Regions from separate parts of the Homo sapiens genome. Here region 2 is linked to region 1. The links are chromatin loops, found by intact Hi-C in ENCODE. Cell type or tissue: endothelial cell of umbilical vein. All regions are shown on one strand. Each heading gives the region's core, and the rest is flanking DNA. Links, peaks and the distances in the headings are about the cores only.

Region 1 (2,904 bases), core at 199-2,698:
CTGGGCAGCCCACCCCTCAATCTCTTACCTGCTCACTCTGGTTAGAGCATCACAATGCCCCGGGCAGGAGGAGGAGTGACTTAGCCTGGCCTCTCAGATGGTGACACCGAGAGCCCTCTGCAATCCTGGGCTGTGGGGCCCAAGGGCAGCTGGATCAAGATGGCTCAGCCTCTTCTTGACCACAGAGGGGCTTAGTAGCTACTAGTGCCAGGCTGCCCACCTCTCCTCTTTGCCAGGCCTGAGTCCTACAGCAAAGATGTGGAGTTGGCTGACACCTTGCCAGAAGGTGAGCAGCAGGAGGGTGAGGGAGGGCTGGGGGCAGGGCAGCTGCACACCTGCTGTGTCAGGCTCTGGTCTCCTGTCAATGGCTGCCTATCCTGCAGCCGGGACTGGCTGGTTCCCTGCTCTGTCCTCACAGGAGACCGGGAGGCTCTGTGGGCTGAGCTCAAGGCTGGGGCTGAGTCTGGCTGGGACTTCTCTTCACGCTGGCTCATTGGAGGCCCAAACCCCAACTCGCTTAGCGGCATCCGAACAAGCAAACTGGTGCCTGTTGACCTGAATGCCTTCCTATGCCAAGCAGAGGAGCTGATGAGCAACTTCTATTCCAGGCTGGGTGAGCACCCCAGTAGGGAAGGGAAAGCAGGGAGCTTGGTTTCCTGCTCAGGCTTGGCAATAGAACTGGAAGTAGGACCCTTGTGTGACAGGCCTTCAGCAACTTAGCCTGTCGAGCCCCGCCCTAGTGGAAGCCTGCACTCACATTTGCGTACCAGACAAGAGAACAAACGGAGCCAACCCTAATCCTCTCTTCCTCCCTTTCTTACTGTGAGGGTCTCTAGGGTCTGTGAGGGGAACCCTAGTCCACGCATCCAAAATCCTTCCACTCCCTCTCCCTCAGACAGCTGCCCTTGACCCCCTAAGAGCTAGGGGAATCCACCCAGCCAGTACCCTTGGGAGGATAGACCCTGGAGACCCTGGGGACAGATCAGCTCCAGTGGTTCCCTGGGAGCAGTGCGGGGCCATAGGCCAGAAATGTGGTGGGCTCCAGATCGGCACATCCCCTTGGTCATCAGGGTGTCTCAGCCTTTGCAGAGAAACACAAAGCGGGGAGGCTAAAGTAGAACCACGAAAAAAGCCTGGGGCAGCAGGCAGGGCACTGGCTGCTGGCTCTAAAGGCAGCACTGCCCCAGGGAACGACTCCCAGGCCACGAAGTACAGAATCCTGCGGTCGCAGCGCTTGGCCGCCCTGAACACAGTCCTGTGGGATGAGCAGACCGGAGCCTGGTTCGATTACGACCTTGAGAAGAAGAAGAAAAACCGGGAGTTTTACCCATCCAACCTCACTCCACTCTGGGCCGGGTGTTTCTCTGACCCTGGCGTGGCGGACAAGGCTCTGAAATACCTGGAGGTGAGGGCACAGCAGGTGGCTCGGGTCCACTGCAGGCAGCACCGCCCCCTCCCGACCCTGAACAGGACCTGCAGGGGAGGGCGCTTCCTCCGGCTATGCCCCTTGTCCCAGCCTGCGGGTCCCACCAGAGCCACCGGGGGGCAGCTGTGAGCCGAGAAAAGAAGAGCCAGGAAGGGGACGTCTGGCTTCCCGCGGGGTCCAGCGTCCTGTCCTGGCTCCCAGTCCAGCCCCACCCACAGTCATGGGAATGTCTGGGACCTTCTAGGACAACCGGATCCTGACTTACCAGTATGGGATCCCGACCTCTCTCCAGAAGACAGGCCAGCAGTGGGATTTCCCCAATGCCTGGGCCCCCCTGCAGGACCTGGTCATCAGAGGTAGGGAGGCAGGGCTGACACAGCCAAGGACCCTTCCCAGGGTGTAGAGGTGGGCCTCCCTGGTGCTGGGGAGGCATGAACAAAAGACACAAGAGGCCCCGTATCCTTTCTCTCGCTCCTCTGCTCTCCTGGCCTCCACTTGACACTTATGTCCACCCAGCCTGTCCAGTGCAATCAGTCCTGTTCGCCCTTCAAACCAGGGCCGTCGATTAAGGGCAGTTTGGCCTGTGGTCTCAGGAAGGAAGTCTTAGGGCCCAGGCCTCTTTCCCTCCTTGGGGAGAGTAGGGTGCAGCCACTGCTCTGTCTGGGATGGGAGACCTGGAGGTTGAGTCCTGCCTGCAATGGGGTCTAGGCCTGGCCAAGGCACCTTTACGTCGGGCCCAGGAAGTGGCTTTCCAGCTGGCTCAGAATTGGATCCGAACCAATTTTGATGTCTACTCGCAGAAGTCAGCCATGTATGAGAAGGTGAGCTGGCCCAAGCCCTCCCTGCACCCCCAGGCTGTCCCAGTGGCCACTCCTGAGCACTGCAGGGGCTGCTGGGCAGGCAGAGCAGCTTCTCCCCAGGGGCTCTGGTTGTTTGTTGTTCCTGGAGCTGGGGGGCAGTACCTGACATACAGCCCACCCGCTTGTCCCCAGTATGACGTCAGCAACGGTGGACAGCCCGGTGGGGGAGGAGAATATGAAGTTCAGGTGAGCAGGCCAGGGGTGGGCTGGCCAACACCAGGGAACTCCTGAACTCTGCTGCTCATGACCCCCGCCCCAGGCCTCAGTGTGCTCACCTGCATGTGGGCCCGGGGGAGGAGCTGACTGGTGCTTCCTGTACCGCTGGGGTTAGGCAGGGCCAGTGCCCCTGGGGAGAGAGCCCACAGCCCCCACCAAGGGTATGAGGCTTCCCCAGAAACTGGCCCCACTGCCCTGCCTCTCCCAGGAGGGATTTGGCTGGACGAATGGCGTGGTCCTGATGCTGCTGGACCGCTATGGTGACCGGCTGACCTCAGGGGCCAAGCTGGCTTTCCTGGAGCCCCACTGCCTGGCGGCCACCCTTCTGCCCAGCCTCCTGCTCAGCCTCCTGCCATGGTGACAGCCCTCCTCTCCTCACCTGGCCCCAGCTCCTGCCCCATT
Region 2 (2,904 bases), core at 190-2,689, 64 kb after region 1:
TGACAGGCAGTGTCACCTACTCCTACACATTCTAAATTTACCAGCTTTTAATTCACCAGTGACACTCAATGTTTATATTAGGGATAGGGTAAATAAGGGAGACAAAGTAAACTTTAAGGGTGGCATAAGACTATTAACTCTTCCCTATCAATTTCAGGGTCCTGGTTCTTTTATGTTCCTTCTCTGTGCCCTTGCTCTAATTCTGATTCTGATCTCTTCTAATTTGATCAGTTCTAGACAACGGGAGTAAAATGTTGTGTAAGGGTCTCTTCTGGAGACCATTGCAAAACTGAACTAGAATACAGGAAACCACCACAACCACAATTATAGGGTAGACAGGCCTCAAAATTGTAGCATTCTATAAATAGTCTAGTAAACTAAATCTTGACAAACAAAACTCTACCTGTCACCAACACCCAAGTCCTACAACAGTTCAAGGCAGCCATCTATTGTTCTGAAGCAATAACCATACTGTAGAGGATAAGATGGTTACCCATTAAAGGGGATACTGGTAATAAAGTATATTTTTAAAATTGGAAACAAGAATGACTAAAACCAGACCTGATAATGTAAAGGCTTGAATTATCAAAAAGGGAAGAAAACTATGAATTAAATTAGTACTTTTTTTTTTTTTTGAGACGGAATCTCGCTCTGTCACCCAGGCTGGAGTGCAGTGGCGCGATCTCAGCTCACTGCAAGCTCCGCCTCCCGGCTTCACACCATTCTCCTGCCTCAGCCTCCGGAGTAGCTGGAACTACAGGCGCCCGCCACCAGGCCCAGCTAATTTTTTGTATTTTTAGTAGAGACGGGGTTTCACTGTGTTAGCCAAGATGGTCTCGATCTCCTGACCTCGTGATCCGCCCGCCTCGGCCTCCCAAAGTGCTGGGATTACAGGCGTGAGCCACTGCGCCTGGCAAATTAGTACCATTTTCTCTGCAGCAATAACTGAGCGACATAACAGTAAAGATACACTAAGAATACACTTACTGGTGCTCATAATTAAACATTGTGCTTAATCATGAGGGCTGATGGGTAGGTGAAAGGAGCTAGGATTTACTGTGAAGTAATAACTGCATGCTCACTGTAAATGTTACTAAAAAGATAAGGTAGAGACCATTTCCAGTTGATCCTAGATAGTGGGCCATTTAAGTGTACAACAAAAGCTTATTGGAACTCAACTTCTGGGGTTGACATGACATTTTTGTTATCTTGATTATGGTGGTGGTTTCACAAGTGTAAACATGTCAAGATTATACAATTAAAATATGTGTAGTTTATTGTATATAAATTATGCTCCAAAAGGGCTGTTAGGAAATTTACTGTAACTAATGTAGACATCTTGTTCAACAAGAATCAACAGTTCCCTTGAACACACTCTCATCTTTAGTGAAAGTTTAGAGACTAGCACGTGAAAATGAAACATTCAGCCCGATAGACTCAATTTCTTTGAAACCTGCAAAACAGAAAGTTTGACTGACAAATGGCTCCTCCTTCTGGAAATCTTCATTACTACACAAACAAGCTGAGGACCAACATCTAAAAACAGCTCCAGGCCAGGTGCAGTGGCTCACGCCTGTAATCCCAGCACTTTGGGAAGCCAAGGCAGGTGGATCATTTTGAGGACAGGAGTTTGAGACCAGCCTGGCCAACATAGTGAAACCCCATCTCTATTAAAAATACAAAAATTAACTGGGCGTGGTGGCACACGCCTGTAATCCCAGCTACTTGGGAGACTGAGGCACGAGAATCGCTTGAACCTGGGAGGTGGAGGTTGCAGTAAGCCAAGGTTGCACCACTGCACTGCAGCCTGGCTGACAGAGTGAGACTGTCTCAAAAAAATAAAAATAAAAATAGCCAGGTGCGGTGGCTCACGCCCATAATCCCAGCACTTTGGGAGGCCAAGGCGGGCAGATCATCTAAGGTCAGGAGTTTGAGACCAGCCTGGCCAACATGGTGAAACCCCGTCTCTACTAATAATACAAAAATTATCTGGGCATGATGGCACATGCCTGTAACCCCAGTTACTCGGGAGGCTGAGGCAGGAGAATCACTTGAACCTAGGTGGTGGAGGTTGCAGTGAGCCGAGATCACATCATTGCACTCCAGCCTGGGCAACAAGAGTGAAACTCAGTCTCCAATAAAAATAAAAAATAAATAAATAAATAAAAACAGCTCCAGATCTACAACTGGCTTGTTCAATTTGGTTTTAAAGTCAGTAAAATCCATCCCTTCCAAGTGCTCAATGTATTTCAACAAGTGTATGCAGTAAGCACCACCACAATCAAGTCACAGAGCAATTCTTGGCTGGGTGTGGTGGCTCACGCTTATAATCCCAGCACTTTGGGAGGCCGAGGCGGGCAGATCACTTGAGCTCAGGAGTTTGAGATCAGCCTGCACAACACAGCAAAACTCCGTCCCTACAAATAATACAAAAATTAGCCAAGCGTGGTGGTGTGCGCCTGTAGTCCCAGCTACTCGGGAGGGTGAGGCAGGAGGATAGCCTGGGCCTGGGAGGTGGAGGGTGCAGTGAGCTGAGATCGTGCCAGTGACCTCCAGTGACAGAGTGAGACTCTGTCTCAAAAAAACAATTTCCTTGCTTTACTTATTTATAAATATGAAATGTTTCATAACTTACATGTCAGCCTTGCACAGGGCCCATGCTAATCTTCTCTGTATGGTTCCAATTTTAGTACCTGTGCTGCCAAAGCAAACACAAGTCCTAGAACATTCCTATCATTCCCAAAAGTTCCCTTGTGCCCCTCTGAAGTGAAGTACCTTCTTCTCTACCTCCTCATTTTTATTCAATAGTATTACCTTTTCCAGAAAGACAAAGAAGTGGAATCACATAACATGCAGCCTTTTGTATCTGGCTTCTTTCACAACTAGCTTTTTAAAGAAGTATCT

What was found. A loop is a pair of places that touch in the nucleus more often than their neighbours do. Peaks named below come from ENCODE experiments on the same cell type or tissue, not always from the same donor. Only the 100,000 strongest peaks of a DNase experiment are listed, where the experiment ranks them.
Region 2: a loop joins it to region 1, with 10 times the contacts of the local background. A loop is called at or near these places in 71 of 110 quality-filtered maps.

What each region holds. Positions count from the first base shown.
Region 1 is chr11:118,658,248-118,661,151 of GRCh38, reverse strand. It overlaps TREH (trehalase), which reads left to right. Exons shown (of 15, transcript NM_007180.3): 9 at 237-286; 10 at 419-613; 11 at 1,188-1,405; 12 at 1,671-1,782; 13 at 2,135-2,247; 14 at 2,419-2,472; 15 at 2,711-2,904. The coding sequence ends at 2,863. Among named protein-coding and RNA genes, the nearest start is that of MIR6716, 16 kb to the right of the region's middle. RefSeq lists enhancers at 1,621-2,170, 2,218-2,512, 2,171-2,720. In endothelial cell of umbilical vein, for the core only: a CTCF peak has its summit at 1,500 (motif pointing right); a DNase peak (open chromatin) is centred at 1,541; H3K27ac peaks cover 372 bases.
Region 2 is chr11:118,593,798-118,596,701 of GRCh38, reverse strand. The region is part of intron 8 of ARCN1 (archain 1 coat protein complex I subunit delta); the gene reads right to left. It also overlaps the pseudogene RNU6-1157P. Among named protein-coding and RNA genes, the nearest start is that of PHLDB1, 12 kb to the left of the region's middle. In endothelial cell of umbilical vein, for the core only: a CTCF peak has its summit at 1,485 (motif pointing left); a DNase peak (open chromatin) is centred at 1,461.